2 separate regions of the Homo sapiens genome follow, and region 1 is linked to region 2. The links are chromatin loops, found by intact Hi-C in ENCODE. Cell type or tissue: HepG2. All regions are shown on one strand. Each heading gives the region's core, and the rest is flanking DNA. Links, peaks and the distances in the headings are about the cores only.

Region 1 (16,748 bases), core at 3,270-11,269, 100 kb after region 2:
CGAGACCATCCTGGCTAACACGGTGAAACCTCATCTCTACTAAACAAAATACAAAAAATTAGCTGGGCATGGTGGTGGGTGCCAGTAGTCCCAGCTACTCGGGAGGCTGAGGAAGGAGGATGGCGTGAACCTGGGAGGCGGAGCTTTCAGTGAGCCGAGATTGCACCACTGCACTCCAGCCTGGACCACAGACTGAGACTCCATCTCAAAAAAAAAAAAAAAAAAAATTAAGTTGTTAAAAAGTAGATGCATAGTATTCTTCAAAATTCTAACAAAATTGGTTTTCATAGTTAATAATCTAATAGTTTTATTTTGCCACATGTATCTATATCAAAAATATTTCTTGTGAAAATAACTTATTCTGATGTTAAGGTCTTTCCTGGCATCAATATTTTCCCTTGATATCACAATATCTACCACCTGGGTGCGGTGGCTCATGCCTGTAATCCTAGCACTTTGGGAGGACAAGGTGGGTGGATCACTTGAGGTCCTGAGTTCAAGCCCAGCCTGGCCAACATGGAGAAACCCTATCTCTACTAAAAATACAAAAATTAGCCAGACATAGTGCCACATGCCTGTAATCCCAGCTACCTGGGAGGCTGAGGCACAAGAATCGCTTGAACCCAGGAGGCAGAGCTTACAGTGAGCCAAGATTATGCCACTGTCCTCCAGCCTGGGTGACAGAACAAGATTCTGTCTCAGAACAACAACAACAAAAATAAAACAAATAAACAGAAAATCATAGTATCTATCATCTATAATATACCTCACAGCAATCTTGCAGCCAATGAGCCCCTTACACTGTAGAAACACTTGAAAAATATCGTTACCATGAATGTTAAACTTACTGGATGTAACAGCAAGATACAGATGACAACAAAACCCTACTCACGAGCATGAGAGCCCATGAAAAGGACACTTTGGTGAGCAAAACAACTTACAAAACTGAAATTTAAAGAAGCGACCAGGCTGTTGTACAAGATAATTCACTATCACCTGTATGCTTTGCTTCACAATCCATATAATAAACAGGGGTGGTGGGAAATAAAACGAAACGATTTTTAAAAATGAAAAAATGTCAACAAGGAAATCTTGCAGTTTATTTTGGAAAGAAACTGAAAGAAAAGTTTTAATCGTGATGTAGCCAAGAGTACACGAACTAATAAAACTGGTGCCTAAAATAGACATGTTTAATATTAATAACCATAACCAATTTAAATCAAATTGGAAGGATATGATTTCCTTTAAAATTTAAATCTAGTGAAATAAAATTCAAAGCCATTTTAACTAAAAAATAGACGTGTATCTTTAAAACATGATTAGTGTAAAGACAAATCAAAAAACTAGAGATTATGAGAGTTTAATGTTCAATGCTAACATATAAAAGAAATCACAAGTGTTACTAAAGTCAACAGAAGGAATTTAATACTAATCTTGGCAAACATGCATAACAAATAACCTTAGGCATAAAAACCAGGTGGAAAAGCTTTCTGTCTCCTAGAGAGCAATATGTTACTAGGCAATACCACTTCACTGATAATCTTCCTGTAATTTTTAATGGAAGCACTCAGATTGGTTTAAGCTACAAATGTCTATGGTTTTCTGCCTTGCAATAAGGAAAAATATTGTAGAATTATATTAAATCAATTGCAGACAAGAGTCTGGATTCCAGACCATCCTGGGCAACATGGTAAAACTTCATGTCTACAAAAAATATGAAAAAAAAAATTAGCCAGGTATGATGGTGTGTGCCTGTAGTCCCAGATACTCAGGAGGCTAAGGTGGGAGGATCACTAGGGCTCAGGAGGCCAAGGTTGCAGTGAGCTGAGATGGCACAACTGCAATCCAGCCTGGGTGACAGAGCGAGACCGTGTCTCAAAAAAGTAAAAACAAATCAAAATAAATAAGAGTTTGGATTCCACAGAATTGTTAAATTGGGAACCAGTAAGGCACTTAGGTCTTAATGGATCTCAAATTAATCCATCAGGTGATCATAAAACCCACATTAGTAGAAAGTAGCTTTTAAAAGACAGATTTAATTCATCCAATAGATTTCTGATCCTCCACTAACACCACATACCCAAATCTGAAATTCACATTTTTCCTTACCAATTTCCTAACAAGAACAAGCTGTACATTCCTTACAAGGTAGTAAAAAGAGTAACCAATAGAACTTTATTTTATTTGTATTTTTTTTTAGAGGTGGGGCCTTGCTATGTTACTCAAGCTGGACTTGAACTCCTGGGCTTAAGTGATTCAACTACCTCAGCCTCCCAAGCAGCTAGGACTACAGGCATGTGCCACCATGCCCAGCTAATTATTAAAAATTATTTGTAGAGACAGGGTCTCACTGTTGCCCAGACTGGTATCAAACTCCTGGCCTGAAGTGATCTTCCCACCTGAGCCTCCCAAAGTGCTGGGATTACAGGCATAAGCCACTGCATCTGGTCCAGTATAACAACACCTTTGTAGATATACCTACAATATGGTGACTTTGTGTACTGAAATTCATCAAGATGCAATTAAGTGAGTAGAAAATAATAAAAACAGGCTCCATACCATCATAGGGACAGCAGAGAAGACCTATGGGAATGAAGATTTCCAGGAAAGAGTAGTCAGGGGTTCCTCCTCACTGTGAAGAAAGACAGGCTCAGCATGCAAAGGAAGCTAAGAACAGCTATACCTTGGTTGAAATAAGATCACAGTTTTAAAACAAGGACAGTCTAAGAAAAACAAAATAAAGTACGGTACTGAGTAGATAGGCTGGAAACTGAAAACTGTGTAAGATTGGGTAAATAGGTCATATGAAGTCTAAAGTCAAAGTCAGGTTAATACAGAAAAGTTAACCACACAATCACAAAGTAAAATTAAGTTTCTACAGCACAGGGTACTGCCAGCTATGGATAGAGTGAGCTGCTTCCTAATCTTAAGAGGCCAGTCTCTATGTGGTTGGAGTAAGCAAATGTCCCATTAGAAGCCAAATCCATGTTTCTAGGAGATTTTCATGAATGTTATTATGCAGGGGCTATTCTCATTATATGAAAATCTCAGTTTTTAAAATTTTTTTATTTCAATAGTTTTTGGGGTACAAGTGGTTTTGGTCACACGGATGAATTATATAGTGGTGAAGTCTGAGATTTTAGTGCACCCATCATCCAAGTAGTGTACATTGTACCCAATAAGTAGTTTTTTAATCCCTCACCCCCCTCAACCCTCCCTCTTCTGAGTCGCCAAAGTCCATCATAGAATTCTGTATGCCTTTGCATACCCGTATCTTGGTTCCCACTTATAAGTGAGAACATACGGTTTTTGGTTTTTCCATTCCTGAGTACTTCACTTAGAATAATGGCTTCTAGCTCCATCCAAGTTACTGCAAAACACATTATTTCATTATTTTTATGGCTGAGTAGTATTCCATGGTGTATATATATCACATTTTCTTTATCCACTCATTCGTTAATGGACACTTAGATTGGTTCCATACGTTTGCAACTGTGAATTGTGTTGCAATAAACATATGCGTGCAAGTGTCTTTAATATAATCACTTATTTTCCTTTGGGTAGATACTGAGTAGTGGGATTGCTGAATCAAATGACAGATCTACTTTTAGTTCTTTAAGAAATCTCCATATTGTTTTTTATACAGTTTGTACTAATTTACATTCCTACCAGCAGTGTATAGGTGTTCCCTTTTCACCACATCTATGCCAACATCTATTATTTTTTGACTTTTTAATAATGGCTATTTTTGCAGGAGTAAGGCAGTATCTCATTGTATTTTTAATTTGCATATTCCTGATGATCAGTGATGTTTAGCATTTTTCATATGTTCTTTACCATTCTTATATCCTCTTTTGAGAAATGTCTATTCATGTTATTTGCCCACATTTTGATGGGATTTTTTTTTCTTGTTGATGTACTTGAGTTCATTGTAGATTCTAGATATTAGTCCTTTGCTAGATGTATAGTTTGCAGATATTTTCTCCCACTCTGTGGGTTGTCTATTTATTCTGATAGTTATTTCTTTTAATGTACTGAAGTTTCTTTTATTTAATTAGGTCCTATTTATTTATTTTTATTTTAGTTGCATTTGCTTTTGGGGTCCTACTCACGAATTATTTGCCTAAGCCAATGTCCAGAATAGTTTTTCCTAGGTTATCTTCTATAATTTTTATAGTTTCATGTCTTAGATTTACATCTTTGAACCATCTTGAGATGATTTTTGTATAAGGTAAGGGATAAGCATCCAGTTTCATTCTTCTACATGTGGTTATCCAGTTTTCCCAGCATTATTTATTAAATAAGGTGTCCTTTCCTCAGCCTGTGTTTCTCTATGCTTTGTTGAAGATCAGTTGGTTGTAAGTATTTGGCTTTATTTCTGGGTTCTCTATTCTGTTCCACTGCTCTATGTGCCTACTTTTATACCAGCACTATTTTTGTAACTACAGCCTTGTGGCAAACATCTGATAATGTGATGCCTCTACGTCTGTTTTCTTGTTTGTTTGTTTTTTTGCATAGGATTGCTTTGGCTATTCAGGTTCTTTTTCTGGTTTCATATGAATTTTAGAATTGTTTTTTCTAATTCTGTGAAAAATGATGTTGGTATTTTGATAGGAATTGCACTGAATCAGTGGATTGCTTTGGGTAGTATGGTCATTTTCATGATATTGATTATTCCAATCCATGAGCATGGGATGTGTTTCCATTTGTTTGTGTCATCTATGATTTCTATCAGCAGTGTTTTGTAGTTCTCCTTGTAGAGATCTTTTACCTCCTTGGTTAAATATATTCCTAGGTAATTTATTTTTTTCCAGCTGTTGTGAAAAGGACTGAGTTCTTGATCTGATTCTCAGCATGGTCATTGTTGGTGTATAGCACTGCTACTGATTTGTGTATATTGATTTTGTGACCTGAGACTACGGAATTCATTTGTCAAATCCAGGAGTCTTTTGGAGGAGTATTTAGGGTTTTCTAGGTATACAGTCATATTATTCATGAACAGCAATAGCTTGATGTCCTCTTTTTCAATTTGGATGCCCTTTGTTTCTTATCCTTGCCTGATTGCTCTGGTTAGGACTTCCAGCACTATGCTGAATAGAAGTGGTGAAAGTGGCATCCTTGTCTTGTTCCAGTTCTCAAGGGGAATACTTTCAACTTTTCCCCATTTATTATGATGTTAGCTGTGGGTCTGTCATATATGGCTTTCATTAGTTTTAGGTAAAGTTCCTTTTATATCTGTTTGTTGAGTTTTTTTATACGGGGATGCTGGATTTTATGAAATGCTTTTTCTGCATCTATTCAGATGATCATAGAGTTTTTCTTTTTAATTCCTTTTATCAGATGTATCCCATTTATTGACTTGCATATTTTAAACCATCCCTGCATCCCTGGAATGAAACCTACTTGGTCATGGTGTATTATCTTTTTGATGTGCTGCTTGAATTAGCTAGTATTTTGTTGAGGATTTTTGCATCTATGTTCATCAGGGGTATTGGTCTGTAGTTTTCTTTTTTTCTTATGTCTTTTCCTGGTTGTGGTATCAGAATGATACTGGCTTCATAGAATGAGTTAGGGAGGATCCCTCTTTCTTAATCTTTTGGAATAGTTTCAGTAGGATTGGTCCCAGTTCTCTGAATGTCTGGTAGGATTCAGTTGTGAATCCATGTGGCCCCAAGCTATTTTTTTTTCTTGGCAATTGTTTTGATTAGTGATTCAATCGCACTGCTTGTTCTTGGTCTGTTCGGGGTTTCTATTTCTTCCTGGCTTAATCTAGGAGTGTTTATGTTTCCTGGAATTTATCCATTTCCTCTAGATTTTTTAGTTTGTGTGCATAGAGGTGTTCACAGTGGTCTCAAATGATCTTTTTTATTTCTGTGGGGTTGGTTGTAAAGTCTCCAGTTTCATTTCTAATTGAACTTACTTTAACCTCTCCTGGTTAATCTAGCTAATGGTCTATCAACTTTGTTTATCTTTTTGAAAAACCAACTTTTAGTGTCATTGATCTTTGGTATTTTTGTTGTTGTTGTTGCTGCTGTTTCAAATTCATTTAGATCTGCTCTGATCTTTGTTATTTCTTTTCTTCTGCTAGCTTTGGGTTTAGTTTGTTCTTTCTCTAGCTCCTTGAGGTATGATGTTAGGTTGTCAATTTATCATCTTTCAGATTTTTTAATGTAGGTATTTAGCACTATAAATTTTCCTTTTAGTACTGCTTTTACTATATTCCAGAGATTTTGATAACTTGTGTCAATATTATCATTCCTTTCAAAGAATTTTTAAAATTCCATCTTGATTTCACTGTTAACTCAAAAATCATCCAGGAGCAGATTGTTTAATTTCTATGTATTTGTATAGTTTTGAGGGTTACTTTTGGAGTTGATTTGTAGTTTTATTCCACTGTGGTCTGAGAAGATACCTGATAACATTTCGATTTTTAAAAATTTATAGAGACTTGTTTTGTGGCCTAGCATATGGTCTATTGTGGAGAATGTTCTGTGTGCTGATTAAAAGAATGTACAATCTGCAGTTATTAGGTAGAATGTTCGGCAAATATTTGTCAGGTCCATTTGTTCTAGAGTGCACTTTAGGTCCATTATTTCTTTGTTGACTTTCTGTCTTGATGATCTGTCTAGTGTTGTCGGTGGACTGTTGCAGTCTCATACTATTATTATTTCATGTCTATCTCATGTCTTAGGTCTAATAGTAATTGTTTTATGAATCTGGGAGCTCCAGTGTTAAGTGTATATAAATTTAGGAATATAATATCTTCTTGTTGGATTGATCCTTTTATCATCATATAATGACCTTCTTTGTCTTTTTTTACTGTTGTTGCTTTAAAATCTGTTTTATCTGATATAAGACTACCTACTCCTGCTCACTTTTGGTTTCCATTTGGAGTGGAATATCTTTTTGCACTCCTATACCCTAAGTTTATATGAATCTTTATGTATTAGGTGAGTCTCTTGAAGACAGTATATATTTGGTTTGTGATTTTTAAAATCCATTCTGCCAATCTGTATCATTTAAGTGGAGAATTTAAGCAATTTATATCCAATGTTAATATTGAGATGTGAGGTACTGTTCCAGTTATCCTGTTACTTGTTACCTAGATACTCTGGTTTCTTTTTTTTTTTTTCTTTTTTTTTTTATTATACTTTAAGTTTTAGGGTACATGTGCACATTGTGCAGGTTAGTTACATATGTATACATGTGCCATGCTGGTGCACTGCACCCACTAACTCATCATCTAGCATTAGGTATATCTCCCAATGCTATCCCTCCCCCCTCCCCCCACCCCACAACAGTCCCCAGAGTGTGATATTCCCCTTCCTGTGTCCATGTGATCTCATTGTTCAATTCCCACCTATGAGTGAGAATATGCAGTGTTTGGTTTTTTGTTCTTGCAACAGTTTACTGAGAATGATGTTTTCCAGTTTCATCCATGTCCCTACAAAGGACATGAACTCATCATTTTTTATGGCTGCATAGTATTCCATGGTGTATATGTGCCACATTTTCTTAATCCAGTCTATCATTGTTGGACATTTGGGTTGGTTCCAAGTCTTTGCTATGGTGAATAATGCCGCAATAAACATACGTGTGCATGTGTCTTTATAGCAGCATGATTTATAGTCCTTTGGGTATATACCCAGTAATGGGATGGCTGGGTCAAATGGTATTTCCAGTTCTAGATCCCTGAGGAATCGCCACACTGACTTCCACAATGGTTGAACTAGTTTACAGTCCCACCAACAGTGTAAAAGTGTTCCTATTTCTCCACATCCCCTCCAGCACCTGTTGTTTCCTGACTTTTTAATGATTGCCATTCTAACTGGTGTGAGATGGTATCTCATTGTGGTTTTGATTTGCATTTCTCTGATGGCCAGTGATGATGAGCATTTTTTCATGTGTTTTTTGGCAGCATAAATGTCTCCTTTTGAGAAGTGTCTGTTCATGTCCTTCACCCACTTTTTGATGGGGTTGTTTGTTTTTTTCTTAAAAATTTGTTTGAGTTCATTGTAGATTCTGGATATTAGCCCTTTGTCAGAAGAGTAGGTTGCGAAAATTTTCTCCCATTTTGTAGGTTGCCTGTTCACTCTGATGGTAGTTTCTTTTGCTGTGCAGAAGCTCTTTAGTTTAATTAGATCCCATTTGTCGATTTTGTCTTTTGCTGCCATTGTTTTTGGTGTTTTAGACATGAAGTCGTCGCCTATGCCTATGTCCTGAATGGTAATCCCTAGGTTTTCTTCTAGGGTTTTTATGGTTTTAGGTCTAACGTTTAAGTCTTTAATCCATCTTGAATTGATTTTTGTATAAGGTGTAAGGAAGGGATCCAGTTTCAGCTTTCTACATATGGCTAGCCAGTTTTCCCAGCACCATTTATTAAATAGGGAATCCTTTCCCCATTGCTTGTTTTTCTCAGGTTTGTCAAAGATCAGATAGTTGTAGATATGCGGTGTTATTTCTGAGGGCTCTGTTCTGTTCCATTGATCTATATCTCTGTTTTGGTACCAGTACCATGCTGTTTTGGTTACTGTAGCCTTGTAGTATAGTTTGAAGTCAGGTAGTGTGATGCTTCCAGCTTTGTTCTTTTGGCTTAGGATTGACTTGGCGATGCGGGCTCTTTTTTGGTTCCATATGAACTTTAAAGTAGATTTTTCCAATTCTGTGAAGAAAGGCATTGGTAGCTTGATGGGGATGGCATTGATTCTATAAATTACCTTGGGCAGTATGGCCATTTTCACGATATTGATTCTTCCTACCCATGAGCATGGAATGTTCTTCCATTTGTTTGTATCCTCTTTTATTTCCTTGAGCAGTGGTTTGTAGTTCTCCTTGAAGAGGTCCTTCACATCCCTTGTAAGTTGGATTCCTAGGTATTTTATTCTCTTTGAAGCAATTGTGAATGGGAGTTCACTCATGATTTGGCTCTCTGTTTGTCTGTTATTGGTGTATAAGAATGCTTGTGATTTTTGCACATTGATTTTGTATCCTGAGACTTTGCTGAAGTTGCTTATCAGCTTAAGGAGATTTTGGGCTGAGACAATGGGGTTTTCTAGATATACAATCATGTCGCCTGCAAACAGGGACAATTTGACTTCCTCTTTTCCTAATTGAATACCCTTTATTTCCTTCTCCTGCCTAATTGCCCGGGCCAGAATTTCAAACACTATGTTGAATAGGAGTGGTGAGAGAGGGCATCCCTGTCTTGTGCCAGTTTTCAAACGGAATGCTTCTAGTTTTTGCCCATTCAGTATGATACTGGCTGTGGGTTTGTCATAGATAGCTCTTATTATTTTGAAATACGTCCCATCAATACCTAATTTATTGAGAGTTTTTAGCATAAAGGGTTGTTGAATTTTGTCAAAGGCTTTTTCTGCATCTATTGAGATAATCATGTGGTTTTTGTCTTTGGCTCTGTTTATATGCTGGATTACATTTATTGATTTGTGTATATTGAACCAGCCTTGCATCCCAGGGATGAAGCCCACTTGATCATGGTGGATAAGCTTTTTGATGTGCTGCTGGATTCCTTTTGCCAGTATTTTATTGAGGATTTTTGCATCAATGTTCATCAACGATATTGGTCTAAAATTCTCTTTTTTGGTTGTGTCTCTGCCTGGCTTTGGTATCAGAATGATGCTGGCCTCATAAAATGAGTTAGGGAGGATTCCCTCTTTTTCTATTGATTGGAATAGTTTCAGAAGGAATGGTACCAGTTCCTCCTTGTACCTCTGGTAGAATTCAGCTGTGAATCCATCTGGTCCTGGACTCTTTTTGGTTGGTAAGCTATTGATTCTTGCCACAATTTCAGATCCTGTTATTGTTCTATTCAGAGATTCAACTTCTTCCTGGTTTAGTCTTGGGAGAGTGTATGTGTCGAGGAATTTATCCATTTCTTCTCGATTTTCTAGTTTATTTGCGTAGAGGTGTTTGTAGTATTCTCTGATGGTAGTTTGTATTTCTGTGGGATTGGTGGTGATATCCCCTTTATCAGTTTTTATTGCGTCTATTAGATTCTTCTCTCTTTTTTTCTTTATTAGTCTTGCTAGTGGTCTATCAATTTTGTTGATCCTTTCAAAAAACCAGCTCCTGGATTCATTAATTTTTTGAAGGGTTTTTTGTATCTCTATTTCCTTCAGTTCTGCTCTGATTTTAGTTATTTCTTGCCTTCTGCTAGCTTTTGAATGTGTTTGCTCTTGCTTTTCTAGTTCTTTTAATTGTGATGTTAGGGTGTCAATTTTGGATCTTTCCTGCTTTCTCTTGTGGCCATTTAGTGCTATAAATTTCCCTCTACACACTGCTTCGAATGTGTCCCAGAGATTCTGGTATGTTGTGTCTTTGTTCTCGTTGGTTTCAAAGAACATCTTTATTTCTGCCTTCATTTCGCTATGTACCCAGTAGTCATTCAGGAGCAGGTTGTTCAGTTTCCATGTAGTTGAGCGGTTTTGAGTGAGATTCTTAATCCTGAGTTCTAGTTTGATTGCACTGTGGTGTGAGAGATAGTTTGTTATAATTTCTGTTCTTTTACATTTGCTGAGGAGAGCTTTACTTCCAACTATGCGGTCAATTTTGGAATAGGTGTGGTGTGGTGCTGAAAAAAATGTATATTCTGTTGATTTGGGGTGGAGAGTTCTGTAGATGTCTATTAGGTCCGCTTGGTGCAGAGCTAAGTTCAATTCCTGGGTATCCTTGTTGACTTTCTGTCTCGTTGATCTGTCTAATGTTGACAGTGGGGTGTTAAAGTCTCCCATTATTATTGTGTGGGAGTCTAAGTCTCTTTGTAGGTCACTCAGGACTTGCTTTATGAATCTGGGTGCTCCTGTATTGGGTGCAATATATTTAGGATAGTTAGCTCTTCTTGTTGAATTGATCCCTTTACCATTATGTAATGGCCTTCTTTGTCTCTTTTGATCTTTGTTGGTTTAAAGTCTGTTTTATCAGAGACTAGGATTGCAACCCCTGCCTTTTTTTGTTTTCCATTTGCTTGGTAGATCTTCCTCCATCCTTTTATTTTGAGCCTATGTGTGTCTCTGCACGTGAGATGGGTTTCCTGAATACAGCACACTGATGGGTCTTGACTCTTTATCCAATTTGCCAGTCTGTGTCTTTTAATTGCAGAATTTAGTCCATTTACATTTAAAGTTAATATTGTTATGTGTGAATTTGATCCTGTCATTATGATGTTAGCTGGTTATTTTGCTCGTTAGTTGATGCAGTTTCTTCCTAGTCTTGATGGTCTTTACATTTTGGCATGATTTTGCAGCGGCTGGTACCGGTTGCTCCTTTCCATGTTTAGCGCTTCCTTCAGGAGCTCTTTTAGGGCAGGCCTGGTGGTGACAAAATCTCTCAGCATTTGCTTGTCTGTAAAGTATTTTATTTCTCCTTCGCTTATGAAGCTTAGTTTGGCTGGATATGAAATTCTGGGTTGAAAATTCTTTTCTTTAAGAATGGTGAATATTGGCCCCCACTCTCTTCTGGCTTGTAGGGTTTCTGCCGAGAGATCCACTGTTAGTCTGATGGGCTTTCCTTTGAGGGTAACCCGACCTTTCTCTCTGGCTGCCCTTAACATTTTTACCTTCATTTCAACTTTGGTGAATCTGACCATTATGTGTCTTGGAGTTGCTCTTCTCGAGGAGTATCTTTGTGGCATTCTCTGTATTTCCTGAATCTGAATGTTGGCCTGCCTTGCTAGATTGGGGAAGTTCTCCTGGATAATATCCTACAGAGTGTTTTCCAACTTGGTTCCATTCTCCCCATCACTTTCAGGTACACCAATCAGACGTAGATTTGGTCTTTTCACATAGTCCCATATTTCTTGGAGGCTTTACTCATTTCTTTGTATTCTTTTTTCTCTAAACTTTCCTTCTCGCTTCATTTCATTCATTTCATCTTCCATCACTGAAACCCTTTCTTCCAGTTGATCGCATCGACTCCTGAGGCTTCTGCGTTCTTCACGTAGTTCTCGAGCCTTGGTTTTCAGCTCCATCAGCTCCTTTAAGCACTTCTCTGTATTGGTTATTCTAGTTATACATTCTTCTAAATCTTTTTCAAAGTTTTCAACTTCTTTGCCTTTGGTTTGAATGCCCTCCAGTAGCTCAGAGTAATTTGATCGTCTGAAGCCTTCTTCTCTCAGCTCGTCAAAGTCATTCTCCATCCAGCTTTGTTCCGTTGCCGGTGAGGAACTGCGTTCCTTTGGAGGAGGAGAGGCGCTCTGCTTTTTAGAGTTTCCAGTTTTTCTGTTCTGTTTTTTCCCCATCTTTGTGGTTTTATCTACTTTTGGTCTTTGATGATGGTGATGTACAGATGGGTTTTTGGTGTGGATGTCCTTTCTGTTTGTTAGTTTTCCTTCTAACAGACAGGACCCTCAGCTGCAGGTCTGTTGGAATACCCTGCCGTGTGAGGTGTCAGTGTGCTCTTGCTGGGGGGTGCCTCCCAGTTAGGCTGCTTGGGGGTCAGGGGTCAGGGACCCACTTGAGGAGGCAGTCTGCCCATTCTCAGATCTCCAGCTGCATGCTGGGAGAACCACTGCTCTCTTCAAAGCTGTCAGACAGCGACATTTAAGTCTGCAGAGGTTACTGCTGTCTTTTTGTTTGTCTGTGCCCTGCCCCCAGAGGTGGAGCCTACAGAGGCAGGCAGGCCTCCTTGAGCTGTGGTGGGCTCCGCCCAGGTGGAGCTTCCTGGCTGCTTTGTTTACCTAATCAAGCCTGAGCAATGGCGGGCGCCCCTCCCCCAGCCTCGCTGCCACCTTGCAGTTTGATCTCAGACTGCTGTGCTGGCAATCGGCGAGACTCCGTGGGCATAGGACCCTCCAAGCCAGGTGCGGGATATAATCTCGTGGTGCGCCATTTTTTAAGCCTGTCAGAAAAGCGCAGTATTTGGTTGGGAGTGACCCGATTTTCCAGGTGCTGTCCGGCATCCCTTTCTTTGACTCAGAAAGGGAACTCCCTGACCCCTTGCGCTTCCCAAGTGAGGCAATGCCTCGCCCTGCTTCGGCTTGCGAACGGTACGCGCACCCACTGACCTGCGCCCACTGTCTGGCACTCCCTAGTGAGATGAACCCAGTACCTCAGATGTAAATGCAGAAATCACCCGTCTTCTGCGTCGCTCACGCTGGGAGCTGTAGACCGGAGCTGTTCCTATTCGGCCATCTTGGCTCCTCCCCCTCTGGTTTCTTTATTGTTATTGTTTTATAGGCCCCATTAGTTTTATGCTTTCAAGAGGTTCTATTCTGGTTCATAATTGCCTTTTTCTTTTAAAGTTTAAAACTCCTTTTAGCATTTTCAATAGAGCTGGTCTAGTAGTAACAAATTCTCTCAGCATTTGTTTGTCTGAAAATGACTTTAATTCTCCTTCATTTACAAAACTTAGTTTTGTTCTGGATACAAAATTCTTGACTGACAGTTATTCTCTTTAAGAAGGCTAAAGATAAAACTCCAATCCCTTCTGGCTTAAAAGGTTTCTGCTGAGGAAATCTCTTAGTTTTTCAAGCAAACACAATGAAAGAAGACTGAAATGATAATTCAAGACCATGGATCCATTAACTTTAACATGAACAACACAAAGTAAATAAATGTTGTTCCTTACCTATAATTAGTTTGAGTGTTTGTTTCTATTTTAAAAAGACATAGGCCTGGCACAGTGGCTCATACCTATAATTCCAACACTTTGAGGGGCCAAGTCAGGAGGACTCCTTGAGTCCAGGAGTTTGTGGCCAGCCTGGGAACCATAGTGAGACCCTGTCTCTACAAAAAATAAGAAATTAGCTAGGTGTTGTGGCACGTGTCTGTAGTGCCAGCTGCTCTGCTTGGGAGGCTGAGGTGGAAGGATCACTTGACTGCAGGAGGTTGTGGTTGAGGTTCCAGTGAGCTATGATCAGGTCACTGCACTCAGCCTGGATGACAGAGTAAGACCTTGTCTCAAAAAAAATAAAATAAAATAAAATAAAACATATATATATATATATATATATATATATATACACACACACACACACACATACACACACACATATATCTTCTCATTCTCAAAGTTAGCCTTTGCACAACATTTTTTTTAATAAACAGGTACGTTGATTTTTACTTATTCTAACTTTCCAAAGTCACAGTTAAGGAAATTCACAAATTTAGACATCTTATTATAAGAACACTGTTTCTTTTGTTTGTTTTAAATGGCTCTGATTCCCTCAGCACTGGCAAGGCTTATATTGCCATTCATAGATAGACTTAAAAATAGACTAATACCACAACACGGATCACAAGGTATATAATTCTTGCTCCTTTTCTGTTGTAAGCATATACTATATACACTGAATATGGGCCTCCATTTTCTTCTGTTATTCCCCAGCATGGTTCTATAGATAGGTACAGCTTTGCTATCTGGTGATTCTCAAAGTGTGGTCCATGCAAAAATATCTTTAGCATGACCTGGGAACTTATTACAAATGCAGATTCTTGGGCTCTAAACCAGATATTCCAAATCAGATACTTTGGAGTCAGGGCCCAGGAATCTATATTTAATCCAAGTGATCCTGATGCACACTAACGTTTCAGAACCATTACTGCGAGTAAGGTCTCTGAGAACAACAAAGCATCACAACTACTCCTTTGGCCATGGAAAAGGTGATATAGCTGAAAATTTTTATATTTTAAATTGTAAAATATTGAATACATTTTACATTGTAAAATATAAAATATACTTTTATGGTAAAATATATAACAGATATGCTCAGATTAAATAATTTTAAAGTGAACATCTACAGTTATCATCACCCACATCAAAAGCCCACCCTCGAAGCCCTCTATATATGCCTCCCAATCATGACCCTTTCTTCTCTTAGGGGAGACACCTACCTGACTTTGGAATAAACTTTTCTTTATAGTTTACCACCTACATATGAATTCTTGAAATATGTGGTTGATTTTTGCCTATATTTGAACTTTTTGTGATTAGAGTAATACAGCATATATGCTTCATGTCTTTCTTATTTTGCTCAAGTTCATTACTATGAAATTCATTCATTTTGTTGTGTTTCCTTCTATTTGAAAGGGAAGGAAGAAAATGCAACAATGTAAACAGTTAGAATCTCTGGATGGTAGGAGTAAGTGATTTTTAAAATAGACATTTGTCTGTATTTCTAAATTTTTCTACTAAGATGAATTCCTGAGTAAAACTTAGCATTTCCCACCTCTGTATCAAATAATTTGAGGTGCATGTTTTGAATCACATTAACAGATTAAATAAAAATCTATGATGCAAAGCCAAACCTTGTTTCATTTATTAAACTTTCATTTCATATATGAAACTTCATATTCTGATTCAGCCCAATACTTAAATAAGATTTGGCTTAAAGATTTTCTGACCTCAAATTCAGGATATTCTGAAGAATAACTTTTAAAAACGGAGAAGAAAGTCTGTGGCACAGACCTGTAACCACAATTTCAAGAGTCATTTTTAAGCACACTAGAGTCACTTTAGTTCCTTCCAATCTGCTTAAATTGAAATCCTTAATATTATCCTAGAAGACTACCCTCCCTTTGATAACAAGGCTGTTCTTCAATAACCACCATGAAACTGCTCTGGTGAAATAACTGGGATGAGTAACTCACTTCCTATTTTGCACACATAGAAGTCACAGTACGTATGCTAAGTGTTAAAAGAGACATAGTAGATGTAAGTTGGTGATAGGTTAGAAAAGAACTAATAACTAAAATAAGTTAGAACTTTGAACCATAGGTTTTCTAGAGTAAGTAAGATGTGTGAATATATAGAAAAGCAAAGAAGGGTACCATTTATTAATCCATTCAAAAATCAATTACACTGACCATGTCCCTTCAATATTTTTCATGTCAACTCCTCCCATGTTTTAACTTATTATTTGGAAACCCAAGCTTTTCATAGACTTTTCTGAAAGATACTACCTTTTCTTTAGAAATCGTCCCTCTTTCTTCCTCCTAAGAATCAATTATAATTATCTTGCCAGAATGTCAGCATTTATAATCTGCCATGTAACTTGAATCATTTTTTCAAGTCTTATAAAATGAGATCATGCTACTTTGGGTTTTCATGTTTTAAAACATATCTTGATAAAGTAACATCATGTGTTCTGAATCCTGGATCACAGATTCATAAAGATTAGCCCAGCTCTTGGGTAGAAGAAAAAAAAAAAAGCCTGAAAAGCAGAACCACAGCATGGTAGGAGGAAACTCTTGTCTTCCTTTTGTCATTGTGCAATTACGCAGATGTTTAATCTGCAGAGGAAAGGGTTAGGAGGATACATAGAAAACCAGTACTAGAGGATCCTCCAAAGCAGAGGAGTGGGCACATTCTATCTTTGCTACAAACTCTTTTTTAAGATATGTTTTCCTCAGGTCTAAATCATGTGTAGCTATGCTCAGCATTAGTTACCATGAGTTCTAAAATGGCATGGTCCTCTAACAGACAAGTGAATGAAAAACAGGCAAGAGGAGTGGCACTGTCATCAAAATTCTGCATAAAGCTTACATTAATGTTGTTCTTCCTAGAAGTATCTGTGCATACATAGAACCTACTGGGTCAACAAATGAATATTCCAAAGGCATGTGTGTCAGGTTGCCTCAATAACATCATTCCCTGAATCACCGTGACTCTGAATCTTAAAATAGAAAAAAAAAAGTGAAAAACAGGAATTATCTAAATTTCTTTTATAAATGTTTACTGAAACAAAACACTGAAATTAAATATTATTCAAAATAAAAAACTGAAAAGGTATA
Region 2 (16,748 bases), core at 3,698-11,697:
AGAAAAAAAAAGAAAACTACTGTCCTAGATAGTTAGTCAAAGTAGGTGCCTCCGAAATCAGAGCCCAAACCAAGCCCATCTGATATCATTATATGTGATCTGGGGAAAGAATAAAACCCCTCACTTAATTTGGCATTTACTAGTATCCACAGTACCTTGGAGGCACTTAACATGGATAATGTGCCAAGGAGACAGGTAGGCCTCAAAAGATGAAGTGGGGAATATGGGCAGAAAAGCAGAGTAAACTTCAACAGGATTACCTTGGGTATTGATAAGGAAATAAAGCAGGCTTACAAGATGAGTTTTATAAACAATAAACAGTGATTCGGGAAAAGGATCTTGGAGTATGTCCTCGTCATTCCCTGAATACTTGGGCCAAGACTGCTGTCTACGAGGCCATCAATGCTGATATGCTGAGTGTCCTCATAAAGGATGTTGTCAATTAAACCCAAGGAATTACAGTACTCTTTACAAGAAAAACAAACCACAGAATATTTTATTTCTTGGGAAGTTCCTATTGCTATACTTCATACACATTTCAGTTAGAAAAGCTCCAAGACAAAAATAATAGAGTTAGAAAATAGAAATAAAAATTTTTTAGAAGATGGAATGCCTTTTTTTTTATAAGGACAGATGAGAAAAGTGAAAAAGCTCTTAGATTGGATAAAAGCTGAGAGAATACATAATCAGAATTCATGAGATAATGAAGTGAATAGCTGGGATGGACTTTGTCACTTAAAATTGGAAAGAAATTGTGAAAGCATATGCTGAGGTAATTTAAGATTTAAGAGAAAATTACTTCATATATTGCTTCATTTAATTTTTACTGTGAAATGTCATTATTTCTACTCTTCAAGTAGATAAAATGAGTCTGAGAAAGGTAATTTTTCCTAAGTCATGAAGTTGGTAGGAGGAGAAGCTGGGGATTTGAACTCAGACCACCTGACTCCAGAGTCTGTGCCCAGAATCACTATACTCCTGGACCTCCCTTATACTTTAGATTTTCCAGAAGGCTAAGGAAAGCCTATATGGCATAGTAAGATTCAAGTTCAACTTTAAACTTTTGATTTACCTTTGAACTCAAGTTCAAATCAAGTAAAAGTCATTAAGAGCTCAGCTAACATCTTTCTATTCATCACTTCTGTATGCTCACAGCCTTTGGGCTGATTTTGAAATAGAAATGCTAGTCTTGCAATATTTTCAGCTAAGCCAGAATAAGATAAGATGTGTTGTTTTCCTAGGAATTAATTTCTCCATTTCTAGTCTTCAAGTTTTAGTAAAACGATGCTTGATGACTTACAGCAATAAATTCTTAACTGGTAATCAAAAAAGAATAAACTGTACTTCTGTTCATAAATAGAGGAAAGAAAAAGAAGCACCTGCAATTTGATAATTATAATAATTCATTATACTGCTTACAAAGGATACAGAGACAGTATGGCAAACTAGAAAAACCCAGGATTACTAGTTAGGAGAGTAATGTTCTATACACTAAGCCATGCAATTTTAGGTGAGCCATTTTCCTTCTTTGGGCAACACATTCCTCAATGGTAAAACCAAGGTGTCGGATTAGAATTTGATTTCCTCAAAACCTAGAATCATGGAATGTTAGTGCAGGAAAGGGGTTTAGAGGAGGGCCTCTCAATCTTTGTCACCTCATGGTGCACCTAGAAAATGCTCATTCTCGCATGGCATCCTGGAGCCGGCACAGGAAGTGGTTAAGGATTGGAGCTGCTGCCTCCAGGTCTCAGAGGATCAATTATTCAGCTCATTTGTAGGGGAGTCCAAGCTTTGAGAATTACAAGTTCAGCCTCATCATTTTCCACATGGAGAAACTAATGCCTAGACACATTTTATGAATTTATAACAACCCATAAATTAAAGTACATGGTATCAATGTATTTTCAGTTGTTATACTATTATTTAACAAATCTATCCCAACCTGACCCCCTTCAGTCCATTTTCCACATGGTAACTGGAGAGACCTCTTAAAAACTATAAACCTGATTATGTCAACGCCCATTCCCCTCAAGGGTTGCCTCCTGATGTTTTGAGGATAAAGATCCATATTCTTAAAATAGCCCACAAAGCCCTGCATGGCCCAATCTCTATTTCTCCAGTGTCACCTCAGGCTTTTTTTTTTTTTTTTTTGCATTTTATATTTCTTCTTTCCTTTTCTAAAACACACCAACCAATTCCCCGCATAAGGGCTTTAGCAAGTGCTATTTTCTCGGCCTGGAGTCAACTACCTTTTTCCTCAGCTGACACTCATTTCAGGCCTCAGTTCAAATGCCATTTGCTAAAGGAAACCTTTCTTAATCCCCCATCTACACCAGGTTCCCCGATTACAACTCATCCTGTCTTTCACTACACAGCAATAATCAGAATTTATACTTGTCCATTTCCTTTTGTGATTATCTGATTAATGTCTGCCTTCCTCATTAGACTATGAGCCCTGAATGGAATGTGTGTCTGAATAGGAGCTCTTGTTCATTACTGTCTCCTCAGTGCTTACCAATTTCTGGTGTATAGGAAAAGTTCAGTGAAATGTTCAATGAATGAATTTACGGTTTAGTTTTGGCTACAGAAGTCTTCCTGGCAACTTCCATTCATTGCACTGACAGCTCTGTACATCACATTTCTTGTAATATGAAACATGGATATGGTTATGCCTTACTTCACTCTAATTAGTGAACAGTATGGGCATTTACTTAAACTTTTCACTGCAAATATTCTCAACAATTTTTTTTTATTGTGGACAACTTTGAGATCTAATAAGCTACGGACCATTTCCCCCCCAGAATGAATACATCCACAACATTTTGCAAACAATTTCAGCCAGTCAGTCCATGGACTAACCCTATGAATAAATTTCAAACTCCTAAATTTGGCATAAAATAATTATATGACTTGAGCCTTAGCTACCTTTCCATGCTCATCTGCAATTCTCTAATGTCTTTTTAAGCTATGCTATATCAAATTCCATGTAGTTTCCCTACATGGAATTAGGGATTGCTCCTGTGAGTAGCTACTACACTGTAGCCTGGGCAACATAGTGAGACTCCATCTCAGGAAACAAAGACAAAAATAAAAAACCAAGGTAAAGAGCTAAGAGAATGGATACATAATATCCCTCAAATGAGAAGACAAACTGGAATACTAGCAAATAAAATTGAATACTTGCAATGTGTAATTATCCACAAAGGCCATTACAAGAGAATATATTATACAACATACACACTATTTCTTCAGCCTGGAATACTATTCTATGTTTTGTTTTTTTTAACATATCCTCCAATACTTGGAGCAGATTTCATATCTAACAGGAGGCTCATCTGATTCTTGTGCTGAAACCCAATAAGGATCAACCTCCTAGCATTTACTTCCTGATAGGGGCTTTCATGAAACCCAGGAAGGATCAATCTCCTAGCATTTACTTTCTGATGTCAATTTCGATAACAATTTTTCCTGGAGAATGTTAAATTCTTTGAGAATGAGGAGTGTGTCTTATTTAGCCGTAGTGCCTAGAACAGTGAATGGCACAAACAGGCCTTCAATAAATGTATGTTAACCTGAGAAGGACCAAAATTATCAATGTGAGAAGAAGCCAGGCACTGTGGCGTGCACCTGCCATCCCAATTACTGGAAGCTGAAGCAGGAGGATTGCTTCAGCAATTTGTTTATTATACAACAAAGTTATTTTTACCCCAGTAAAATGACTAAAAATTGCATTAGCCTAAGGTATCAATGTCAGTATCAGTTTCTGTTACAGAAAATCATCATGTAAACACTAGAACAATGAATTCTTTATTAAAACAAACTGAAGGCAATACTCAGAAAACGTACCATTATGATGACTTTATGGAAAGATTCAAAGCTATGCTGTGTGCTACTATTGTATAACGTTTTATAATTCTCTCTGCCTTGTGAATAGTAAGCAGCAGATTTTAGCTCTCAGATGGAGATTGTAGAGTAACAAACAAGTTAATGGGTAATGAGAAAAGTGGAGAACTTTGCACGGAAAGATATGTACACTGATATTCCAAGCAAAGAAATTATTTTTGCTGTTTTCAACTTGCGGTTTTTATTCATTTACTCAACAGATTAAGCTATTTCTAACTCTAAGGTTGGTACCAAAGGGGACCAGTATTTATCATTAGAAGAATTACCATTCATTACACAATGGAATATAAGCATAATGCATAATGGACTTTCACAGTGTGATTGGGTAGAATCCAACGAGACGGCTAATTCACTCAATTCTGTTTCACTTACTCTGGTGCTCTTCTCTCTTATGCCAGATTCATTTGTTGTCATAAGGCCAGTTATAGAAGCACAGTGGGAGGCGGGGTGGAGGTGAGGACAGAAGCATTATCAGAAGCTTCCATGGAGGCACAGTTTTTAAAATTACCCACTGAAAATCCATAGATAGCCTCATTGTAGCCTCTTTCCAGCCCCTACTCTTGCTCAGACCATAGTGGTAATGACAGAATGGGAGATATCACTCACTGATAGAGTAGACTATTCTGTAAGATGACAAGGTCAGTAAAAGCAGTAAATAAGGGTGTGCTTACAACAAAGATGGAATTCACAATGTATGTTGACCCGAATTTAAAAACAAGAAATAGAATTATGGAGGAAAATCGAATTGTTATAACCCCTAGAAACAAAAACAGCATCCAGCACAATTGTGAGTGCACAGTGCATACCACAAGAGATGTGAGCTAAATGTGGTATAATATGAGAGTATAGTGGGCCTGAAGAAGAAAGTAAAAAGTGGAGAGATACAGCATTTCATATTATTTTTATTGATTCAGAGGGTACATGTGTAGGTCTGTTACATAGATATATTGTGTGATGGTGAGGTTTGGGCTTCTAGCATACCTGTAACCATAATAGTGAAGATTGTACTCAATAGGCAATTTTTCAATCTTCATCCTCTTCTCACTCTCCCCGCTTTTAGAGTCCCCAGTGTCTATTATTTCCCTATGTATGTCCATGTGTAACCATTGTTTGGCTCCCACTTACAAGTGAGAACACAGCATTTAATATTATCGGAGGGAGAAAAGATCCCATACTACACATTTGTCTCAAATAATAAATACATCTGTGGTTTTTCAAAGAATAAGCCCTAATTTCCAAGGCAGACTTCCTAGTCCATAGCTATACCATGAGATGGAAATTTAAATGCTACAGTGATTTGGGGTGATTCACACAGGCATTCTGTATAAATTAAGCAAAAATGAATGTATTTATCAATAATTACAGATAAACTCACCAAAAGTACAGCCAAAGCCCTTTGGAGTATGACATAATTTAGCAATAAAATCAGGTGGTGTACCTAAGGGACAGACTATAACATACATATTCTTTAAATCCCAGTGACCTCTTCCCAGGGGTTAAATCAGAGGAGTCATATCAAATCCAAGAAATATCATCTTTGAATATATTTCAAAAGCCTCAAATGATTAAACCCAATGACCTTTTAATAAATGTAAAATAAATACACAAGGATATCAGCTCTAGGTCTGCCTTACTCCTTCCCTTCCTTCCACAGCCATTTGTCAATAATCAACTAAGTTACTGATAAACAGAGGCTAGGTTCTTGGGATACAAAGGTAAGACATGGCCCCTGCCCTCAAGGAGTTCACACTAAGGGGTGAACTACACAGAAACAAATAATTATTTAACAATACACCAAGTATGTTAACAGAAGTATGTATAAGGACAATGGGGACAAAGAGGAGAAAGTACTTGTGATTTTGTTCCTCATATGACACATTATTATTAGAATGGGAGATGAGAATTATGTACTTGGTCATTCAACAAATACTGACTATGCCCCTCTCATGGGTAAGCACAGTGAAATCACAGTGAGATCAGAATAATCCTTTGGAATTCCAGGGGCACGTGACCTTCTCTCATCCCCCTCAAGAACTCAAAGGCCTCTTGCTGCTGACAATACAGCAGCTTGATAGTTAAGAATTTTTTAAGGAATAAATAACTTTATATTTTTAATCTAAAACTGAGTTGGACAAGTTTGTGAATAAAAATATCAGTTAATAAGGATAAAACCTAAGTAAATATCTAATCATTCTAATTACTTTTGAGGGAGGCCAAATATTCTGACTCTATTTCCTATTATATCTTCCCTCATGCTTAGTTTTTCTAGTCTCACTCCCCATCCTATCATGAACTCTAAAGAAATAATACTTGTTACATTTAAGATCACACAGAAAGGCAGTGAGGTTAGAGAGTATAAATTCTGGACCCAGATTGCCTGGGTTCAAGTCTGTGCTCTGTTATGTTCTAGCTGTGTGGCCCTGGGGAAGTTGCTTAACTCTTCTATGTTTCAGTTACTCATCTGTAAATGAAGTCGTCAATTAATGCATATAAAACACTTAGACCAATGCTTGGCATATGGCCAGGACTCCCTACAAGCTAGTTAATATTCCTACCATATACATAAAAATAAAAAATCAATAAGCAATAAGAAAGAGTTAATGCAAATAAATTTAATAGCAGAGCTATCTTTTAAACTTCATCAAGAGCATGACTGTATCAAATTCGTAACTATATCAAGTAAGCATTTGCCCAATATGAGATTTAAAAGTAACGACTATAGTAGTTTGGATTTCATCTATGCTTAAGAAAGTGTGACTTTGCTGTGGATAAGATACTTTCAAGATGTTGTCTTATTGCTATCTTTGTGGCTAAATTAACATTCAGATTAAAGGTGAGAAGGATATAGCGATTGTTATAACTTCTTTCACAATTATCTCACAGAAAATTGCTCATACAATATTATTTCTTGAAAGAAATAATTTCAATTTCTTGAAAGAAAATTTCTTTCAAGTTTCTTTTATTTTATTTTTTTTTTGAGACAGAGTCTCGCTCTGTTGCCCAGGCTGGAGTGCAGTGCTTTGATCTCTGCTCACTGCAACCTCCACCTCCTGGGTTTAAGCGATTCTCCTACCTCAGCCTCCTGAGTAACTGGGACTACAGGTGCACATTACCACACCTGGCTAATTTTTGTATTTTTTGTAGAGCCAAGATTTTGCCACGTTGGCCAGACTGGTCTCAAACTCCTGACCTCAAGTGATTGACCTGCCTTGGCCTCCCCAAGTGCTAGGATTACAGGTGTGAACCACTGCACCCGGACTCATTTCTTTAAAAGCTTTCCATAACCTGCAAAACCTTCTCAATACATGTGCTCTTGAAAACATTGAGCCTAATATTTTCCTGTTAGACTAGTCTTCTGTTTCCTCTTAAAACAGGAAAGCCCATAACTGTCTAAAGGACAAAGAACAGTAGTAGGTTTAACAATTTTCACCCTAAAGCCAAAGTGGGAGTAGCTGTAATATTTTATGAATGAAAAACAGGATGAATTCTATTAGGGCAACCATGTTTTAGACTCCTTTCTAAGTCACCTCCTAGAATTTTTAATCAGTCACCTAAGAGTTACTTATTAACTCAAAAACTGCTTAGTCACTGACTGAAAAATGAGGCAGGGAGCAGACCAAAGTCAAGAGTTCAGGGTCAAACTGCAGAGAGCAAAGCACAATGAGTGAATTGGTTTCATCTTTCTCCTCAGTCTTCCAGAGCCAGGAAAATGAAGGGACTGGACAGTGTTGGTGGTTGGTAATGTGAACACAATACCAGCTGTCTTAGGTGAGTAGACACAAAAGTCACAGGTTAAAAAGGGCACTTTGTCTCCCTTACTTGATATGTGGATCAAAGCCATGTACCCATACATGTATTGTCCTTGGCATCTTTTCTCAGTTTTCTCTTTCACAAGATGCCCATACACACAATATATTCTATACCAATGCTCTTCTGGAAGTTCTTTCAACTTCAAGATTACTAGAAATAAGAGCACTAGTGAGCATATCTATTTGTTAGTTTTAAGTAATATTTAACTTGCAGGGCGCAGTGGCTGACGCCTGTAATCCTACTTTGGGAGGCCGAGGTGGGTGGATGACCTGAGGTCAGGAGTTTGAGACCAGCCTGGCTAACATGGTGAAATCCTGTCTCTACCAAAAACACAAACAATAGCCGGGTGTGGTGGTGCATACCTGTAGTCCCAGCTACTCGGGAGGCCAAGGCAGGAGATTTGCTTGAACCTGGGAGGCGGAGGTTGCAGTGAGCCAAGATCCTGCCACTGCACTCCAGCCTGGGTGACAGAGTAAGACTCCATCTCAAAAATAATAAAAAAATAAAATAAATAATATTTAACTAAGAGAAGTTAATATTTTAGTTACACATTTCTCTCTACTGCTAGAGGATTATATTTGGTTATTACAGTATTTCCCCCTTATCCCTAGGGGATACATCCCAAACCCCCAGCGGATACCTGAAACCACATATAGTACCAAACCCTACATATACTATGTTTTTTCTTATACAAACATACCTATGATAAAGTTGAATTTATAAATTATGCACAGTTAAGGGATCAAAAACAGTAACAATACAATAGAACAGTTATAACAATATGCTGTAATTACAGTTATGTTGTGAATGTGGTCTTTCACTTAAAACATCTTAAGTACTGTATTCATCCTTCTTGTGATGATGAAGGGTCAAAGCAGAACAGCATGAGATTGCATCATGCTACTCAGAATGGTGTGTAATTTAAAACTTACGAATTGCTTACTTCTGGAATATTCCATTAAATATTTTTGAACTACAGTTGATTGAGAGTAACTGGGACCAATGGAAAGCAAAACTGTGGATAAGGGGAGATTACTGTGATACTGACTTATTGAATTCGGATTATACAGTTCTGATATGAGCCAGTCTTTTAACATCTTTCTAGTTTATGACTTTGGGTCCCTTCATGATTCTTAATCACTTCCATTCAATTATAAAATACTTATTTTATTAGCTGGGCATGGTGGTGCATGCCTGTAGTCCCAGCTACTTGGAGGCTGACAGTGGAGGACTGCCTGAGCACAGGAATTCAAGGCTGCATTGAGCTATGATTGCACCACTGTACTCTAGCCTGGGTGACAGAATGAGACTCTGTCTCTAGTTTACAATATGTATATATATTGTCTCTAATTTACTCTGTATGTCTGTATGTGTGTGTGTGCATATTAAGCCCATAACAAATATTTTTGTGCTCTATAAGACAGCTGAGAAAAATATATTTAAGAGTCTAAGGGCAAGCTAGTCTATCTGTATACTTGTTATAAAAAAGGTAAGGTATATTGTAAATACATTGCATTTAATGGACAAATAGTTGCTAGTATCTCTCTGGATTTCAAGGGCCCTTGCTAACCCCTTAATTTCTCCATTATGATAAAAGATCAAGAATTGGCCAAACTCACTTAATATATTAACATTACTGAAGATCATCATAGTAAAGGCCTACAAAATAGAGACAAGCATTGCTTAGTGGTGATGGAACAAGCTTTTGATTTTATTTGTTTTTAATAAACAGTAGGCAAAGGGATATTTTGGTTGTCTAGAAAAAACATGTATTCTCACTTCCTTTCTATTAACCAGCTAACTTTTGCCTCTCAAACTTCAGCTACAAAAGGGAATCATCCATGAGTTTAATTGTACTGCCAGGTGACAGACAAGAGGGTTTATATGATGAGAAGAGAGGCTGGAAAAGGAAAAAAAAAAAAAAAAGAGGAGCAAGTTCAGATAGGTACAGAGGCTAGCACCTGGGTACTGACCTTTGAATTTCTTGCAAGGCAATATAATTTGCTCTTCAAACATAAAAGGCTACACTAAAAGAATAAAAGCCTTTTCCCCGCTATGTTCCTATAAAACTTTATTTATGGACATTGAAATTTGCATATCACATACTTTTCATGTGTCACAAAATATTATTCTACTTTTGATGTTTTTCAACCATTTAAACATGTGAAAGCCATTCTTAGCTCATGGGCCGCACAAAAACAGGCAGCAAGGGATGGGCCCTTAGACTAACATTGGTTGACTGCTGGATTGGAGCATTAGAGCTTGGGTATGAGTCCCACCCCAGGGCTTCCAGGAGAGGGGGCCCAGGCTGATGCCATCTCCACCCTCATTGCTCTAGGCGGGAAGGCAGAGCTGGTGCTGTATGAGGTGTGGCTGTAGATCCTGGGCCAGCCCTTCACCAAGGCCTTGGAAGATAAAACCAGTCCTGAGTCCCGGGTGCTTCAGGGGCAGCTGATGAAATGAGTGAAGTGGCAGGATGGAGTGGGAGATCAGGGAAGAGGCCTCGAGGGGATGGAGGATGACTGGACAAGGCTTTGGTAGAACTGTGACCCTCTTCACCCGCTCCTGACTCCCCAGCTGACCACCATCCTCAGACCTCTACAGAACTTGACCTACTGGAGGTGGAGGGATTCCAATGAATCCAGGGTGGCCCTCGGTGACCCAGGGCTCAGAGCTGGACTTGGTTGAGGGCAGGAGGCTGGAAGAGATGACCTCCGCTAGTCCCCCCCAGGCTGTCCAGCCCCCTGAAGCCTGTGATGATCCTTCCACCAGGCCAGACCCACTGACTGCCAGAGTGGGTGCCACCTTCTTGAGGGCTGTGCCAGCCCAGGCCCTTGGGTAAGAATGTGTGCACCAGTGTCTGGACACCCTGTGGGAGGCAGAGGGCCTCTTGGTAGAGATGGTCATTCCAGACCTCGGTCAGTATCTCTTTCCCTCTGCAGACCCCCTCCCTCTGTCTATGTCCTCTGTCCATCTGCCTCCTCCCTCGGGTTCATTGCCCCTACATGACCTGATCTGAAGCCTGCCTCCTCAGCCTGCCTTGCATCCTCATGGGAGCCCTCCCATGATAAATTTCCAATTTATCTTTAAAAATACATTATTTGAAACCAGATTTGTTAAAGCCCATAATCAGTTGAAATGAAAAGAAAATCCAGATTTGTGTGGGTTTTATATTTGGTAAAAAGATAATTAAGTAAGTTCTGACAGTGAAATTAGAGTTTTAACTTAGCTGGGATATCATTTATAAAAGAGCCTAACAGGCCTGACACGAAACAGGCCTGCCATAGAAGTTATATATAGCCTTTCCTTTGACTCTACTATATTTATTTTCTAATGGACAAGTTAAGTATAGAATGGTAAAGATAATAATTTAAAAAGATAATAATAATAACCAATATTTAATTGAATACTTCCTATTCTTATTGTTTTACCTATATCACCTAATCTATTTCTTGCTGCTGCTCTCTGAGGTAAGTACTATTATTATTCCCACCATAAAGATGAGGCAATTCAGGCACAAGAGTTTAACCTGCTTGCTTGGACAGCTAGTAAGTGGCAGAGCTAGAATTCAAACCCAGGTAGTCTGATTCCATATGCATTTGCTGTACTGAAAGTACTTAACCCAGTCTGGGCACAAAGTGAGTGCTTTCTATGATCATCATTGCTTTTATTATTACTGGATTTAAGAAAACTATATTGAATGCCTACCCACTGGAGAATTGAGGAATGAACAAAACACACAAGGTCACTGTTCTCATGGATCATAGAGGACAGGGGAGGAGACAGATACTCTTCAAAGAATTACACCTTGATAGTAGAAATAGATCACTTGAAGGAGAAGAAAATTTCTGAATGGTCCTATTTTAGACTACCAGGTCCTTAAGACTTGTTACTGGATGATCAGAGTATACGCGTCCATTACTCCTATTATCTACTCACCTTAAACTCTGCTGCTTGGTTAAAGTTTTGGAACCTTTATCGAGTCACTTCCCTGTTCAAAAACCTTTGATGGCTTCCAGTTTTCTAGAGCCTAAGTAGCCACTGTGTGTCATACATACCAAGAAACTCCCATCCAGCATTTACAGCAAACATCAGTAATCCATCATGGTGATTTTTTTTTTCTATTTGGTTGTAGTTTTATCAATAAATCAAAAACTGGCACTTGAATTGAAACACTTTTGTCATCGTTGACCTAGTTTGCTGTATAGAAACACTGGTTTTGGACTTAGACAAACTTGGGTTCAAATTTCAGCTCTCTGCCACTCATTGGTGGGGTGATCCTGGCCAAGTCATTTCACCTATGGGAGCCTCACTCTCTTAGCATATAAAATGGAGATAATAGAAACTATTCAACAGAGTTTTTAGGTAATGCAGGTAAACAATTTGGCATAGTACCTGGTATATATTGCTTAGTAAATTAAAGTTATTATTTTTATCACTGTTACCATAATGTTCATTATTGCCATCAGAAAGCTTTCCAAAGTCTCCACAATCTAGCTCTAATTTACATTTCCAAATTTATCTCCCATACTCTACCAAAGGAACCCTCCACTTCAACCAGAGGAACTCAATGTCTCCTAAAACCAGCCTGCCATGTTCTTTTTCTGTGTGTATAAAAATCTGCCTTATTCTTCAAATACCATTTCATTAAATTCATGAAATTTATTTCATGAAATTTTCCTGACCCCCTTCAGCCACACTCATACTGCTCTCCATTGAACTCTCATACTTACTGTTTCTAACACTTCATCATACACTATCTGGTAACATTCTCTTATGCTGGTGTTTAATTTTATATTACAATTTAATTTTACATTTTTTTTTATCTTTTCCATCTAAACCCTCTACTTTTCTTTTTCTTTGAGACAAAGTTTCGTTCTGTCACCCAAGCTGGAGTACAGTGATGTGATCATGGCTCACTGCAATCTCGAACCTCCCAGCCTCAAGAGATCCTACCACCTCAGCCTCCTGACTAGCTGAGACTTTAAACACCTGCCACCATGCTCGGCTAATTTTTTTTTTTTTTTTATTTTTTGTAGAGACATCTCCCTCTGTTGCCCCGACTGGTCTTGAACTCCTGGGCTCAAGTGATCTTCTTGCCTTGGTCTTTCAAAGTGTTGGAATTACAGGTGTGAGCTATTGTGCCCAGTCAAATAGGGATAATCACATTTTATTTTTTGAAACAGAATCTCACTCTGTCATCCAGCTGGAGTACAGTGGCATGATCACAGCTCATGGCAACTTTGACCTCCCAGGCTCAAGCAATCTTCCTGCCTCAGCCTTTGGAGTAGCTGAGACCACAGGTACATGCCACTACACCTGGCTAATTTTTGTATTTCTTTAGAGACTGGGTCTTGCCATGTTGCCCAGGCTGGTCTCAAACTCCTGGGCTCAAGTGATTCTCTCACCTCAGCCTCCGAAAGTGTTGGGATTACAGGTGTGAGCCACTGTGCTGGGCAGAAATGTGTATCTTCAAAACAATACCTGGTGAAATGACTGCGGATTCATATCAATGAATGAATGAAATTTAAATAAAATAACATGTGGTAGTTAACTTAAAATTAAGCCATGGATTAAGGAGATAAAATTAATTTTTAATTCCTCATGTTACATTGAAGAACTCAATATTATAAAAAAATCTCTGGCTTTTTATTTTGAATTTGAAAATCAGAGGCCAAGCACGGTGGCTCACACCTGTAATCCCAGCACTTTGGGAGGCCAAGGTGAGCAGATCAGGAGTTCGAGACCAGCCTGGCCAATATGGTAAAACACCGTCTCTACTAAAAACATGAAAATTAGATGGGCATGGTGGCGTGCACCTGCAGTCCCAGCTACTCAGGAGGCTGAGGCAGAAGAGTCGCTTGAACCCGGGAAGTGGAGGTTGCAGTGAGCTGAGATCAAGCCAGTGCACTCCAGTCTGGGCGACAGAGCAAGACTCTGTCTAAAAAAAAAAAAAAAATCAGAATTTTCTACCTTTGTCCATTAGTCCTAGTTAAATAAATATTTTTAAAAATATTTGTGCCCATGTATAAGTGTTAAAGAATACTCTATTTCTCCAAATAATTATAAAGGATTTTTTCTTTATTTTTAAAATATGTTTTTAAAATTTGTATAATTTAAAAAAATTTTTTTTTAAGATAGAGACAGGGTCTTGCTGTGTTGTCCAGGCTGGTCTTGAACTCCTTGGCTCAAGCAATCCTTCTGCCTCAGCCTCCCAAAGTGCTGGGATTACCACAGCACCTGTCCCAATTTTCTTTAACATAGATAAAATCACCACTCGCAGGACTCAACTAGTTTACATTCCTCTTTGACCTATGAAATGTGATATATGTTTTCCATATCAAGTTTGAATAAAATTATCAATCAAAGACTCCATAAGCATGTGTAACTTAGCCCAGTTGCTCCCAACCACCAGATGGTGAGGGTCTAGGATGACATTTCACTGCTTTCTGGCAAAATGGGAAAAATGAGGGCAACAAAGCAGTGATGAAGCAAGGGTTGGCAGGAGTAGTCCACCCTGGGGAAGGGGCAGTATTTTCTCACTGACGTTGTTTGGAACTGCCTGTTTATGGTGATAACAAAAAGCAGACAAACTATTAGTGGATTCTATTATTGTTTTAAAATGATCTACAGAAGATGCAATGCTGTTTTGCCTGTGCCTGAAGTGGACTGCTTCGACCATCATGCCTTTGGCATGCAATAGCAATAAAGTGAGCTTCAGGTAAAGCTGAATTTATTCAGTTGAAGAGACAGTCCATTATTCTGTGATAAAATGCTGTTGGTGATTAAATGTCCTTTTAAAACAAAACGATGATGATGGGAAACAAATTTTTCTAATGTCTTCATTTGTTAAATTTTAAAAACTTTATCATTGTGTCTATCCCTGAAGTGGGTTTTATTACTGTTTAGTTTTTTTTTTTTTTTTGAAATGTTCCAGGTCTGTGAAATGTCAAATCTGACAACAGCTTGACAAAAATTAATCAAGAGAACAACTTGACTTAATGGAGAGTGCACAGTGTTTTTTGGCTCAGAACAGTGGCTCTCCAAGTGTGGTACTCTAAACCAATAGCATCAGCACTAACTGGGAACTTGTTAGAATGCAAATTCTCAGGCTCTATCTCAGGTCTACTGAACTAGACACTGGGGGGTACAGCCCAGCAATCCGTATTTTTAAAAAGCCCAGCCAGGCATGGTGGCTCACACCTGTAATTTCCAACACTTTGAGAGACCAAGGTGGGACGATTGCTTGAGCCCAGGAGTTCTAGAGCAGCCTGGGCAACACAGGGGGACCCTGTCTCTACAAAAAAAAATTAGTGGGGCATGACGGTGCATGCCTGTGGTCCTAGCTGCTAGGGAGGCTGAGGAGGGATCACTTGAGCCTGGGAGGTCGAGGTTGCAGTGAGCTGTGATCATGCCACTACATTCCAGCCTGGGTGACAGAGTGAGACTCTGTCTCAAAAAAATTAAAAAAAAAATTAAAAAGCCATCCAGGAATTGTGCTACTGTTTGAGAACCATTTCCCAGGGAATAGGTAGAGAAGATGCAAAAAGTGCTGAGACAAAATGCCTGGAGATTCTTAAATGCCCCCTGTAAGGTCACTTTTAGTCCAATGATTGTGTCTATTTATTTTATATGGATTTTCCATAGTTATTAATTAACCAATTTATACAAAATAAATTAATCTAAAATAATCCTAGAGTCTTCGGCAAATGATTTTATAAGTGCCTATATAAAGTGGGATAAATTATATTAAATACAGTTCTTAAGTCATTAAGCTTGTTACTTTTCAGATTCAGAAGGCAGCCTATCTGAAGAAAGGTGGAGCTGGCACTGTACTTGAGAAACAGAAAGACCTATGAACCTGTAACTCCCTTTGAATCTAGCAATGAACTTATGCCCCACTATGACGGGATATAGGAGGGAATGTGAAATTGCTCCTTATCCAAGATTCTTTTATCTGAGAAAACAACCAATGCTGATGAAATACTAACTGGGCCATAAAGAATTACAATTTGATAGCTTAAGGCCTCTTATATTATCATGATGTTTTTACGATGAATGTAGAGACTTCTGAAATATCAGGTTTGAGAAGGAAGAAAAGAATCCATGCAAACCATTCGCTTTCCACATGCACATATTTCAGGTTTTACTTGAATAAACAGCAATGAAAGAAGATGCTGGTGGACGTGGCCTTTTTAATTGATACATAATAATTGTTCACATTTTTGGGATGCTGCAGTGGACTTTTCTGGCAACTGGCAGGTGGAGGGAATGGTGAGATGTGGTACTTGAAAGTGGGGCTCACTCTCATCAGGTCATTGAGACATTTCCGCCACATAAAGAGAGAGAGGGTATGGAGGTGCACTGTCCCCATTCATGATATATTCCCACATGCATTTACTCAACAGACTAAAAGCCTGCAATATGTTAGCAGCTGGAGATACAAAAGTCCCTTATAAGCCCAGGTCCTCAAGGCACTTACACAACCCACAGGGAGAATGACAAGAGTTGGTCCCCTGTACACCTCTGAGCCACATGACCATGCCAAATGGTGAGTGCAGATTTGATGAACCTGCAGATAACTATTTTAAGCTGCAAGAAACCCAGGGCCTCTGCCCTTGTTACCCTCAGCATCCATGCAATACATGCATACCACATATCTCAGGCCTCTCCTCCTCCCTGGGAGGGCAAATGGCAGCCTTCACATTGAGACTTCCCCCCAAAAAATCTGGGTAATCAATCAGGTCATGGCTGGCTCCTTCCACAGAAGCCACAGATTCCCCCATTCAGAGACTGGAGTTCCGTTGGAAGTGTAACAACCCTTGGCTACAATTAAATCCATCTAGAGAGGCTATTGATCCTTTCAAAGTTAAGAGGCTGCTGCTGCTTCCAACTGTCAGTTAAGTCCTGAAAGCAAAACAATCCCTTTGCTGGCCTTCTCACAGGGTCTAGGCTTTCCTCAAAAGCAGAACCAAAGCCGACTTCGAAGAAGTCTGGTGTATGTCTTCTTTTGAGAAGTGTCTGTTCATGTCCTT

Evidence for each region. Peaks named below come from ENCODE experiments on the same cell type or tissue, not always from the same donor. Only the 100,000 strongest peaks of a DNase experiment are listed, where the experiment ranks them.
Region 1: a loop joins it to region 2, with 3 times the contacts of the local background. A loop is called at or near these places in 2 of 110 quality-filtered maps.

The regions. Positions count from the first base shown.
Region 1 is chr1:169,244,429-169,261,176 of GRCh38, forward strand. All of the region lies in intron 7 of NME7 (NME/NM23 family member 7), which reads right to left. Among named protein-coding and RNA genes, the nearest start is that of NME7, 110 kb to the right of the region's middle. RefSeq lists enhancers at 12,278-12,883, 12,884-13,488. In HepG2, for the core only: no CTCF peak of the experiment used is centred there; a DNase peak (open chromatin) is centred at 6,573.
Region 2 is chr1:169,141,141-169,157,888 of GRCh38, forward strand. All of the region lies in intron 11 of NME7 (NME/NM23 family member 7), which reads right to left. Among named protein-coding and RNA genes, the nearest start is that of ATP1B1, 43 kb to the left of the region's middle. In HepG2, for the core only: no CTCF peak of the experiment used is centred there; DNase peaks (open chromatin) are centred at 4,111 and 7,561; H3K4me3 peaks cover 779 bases.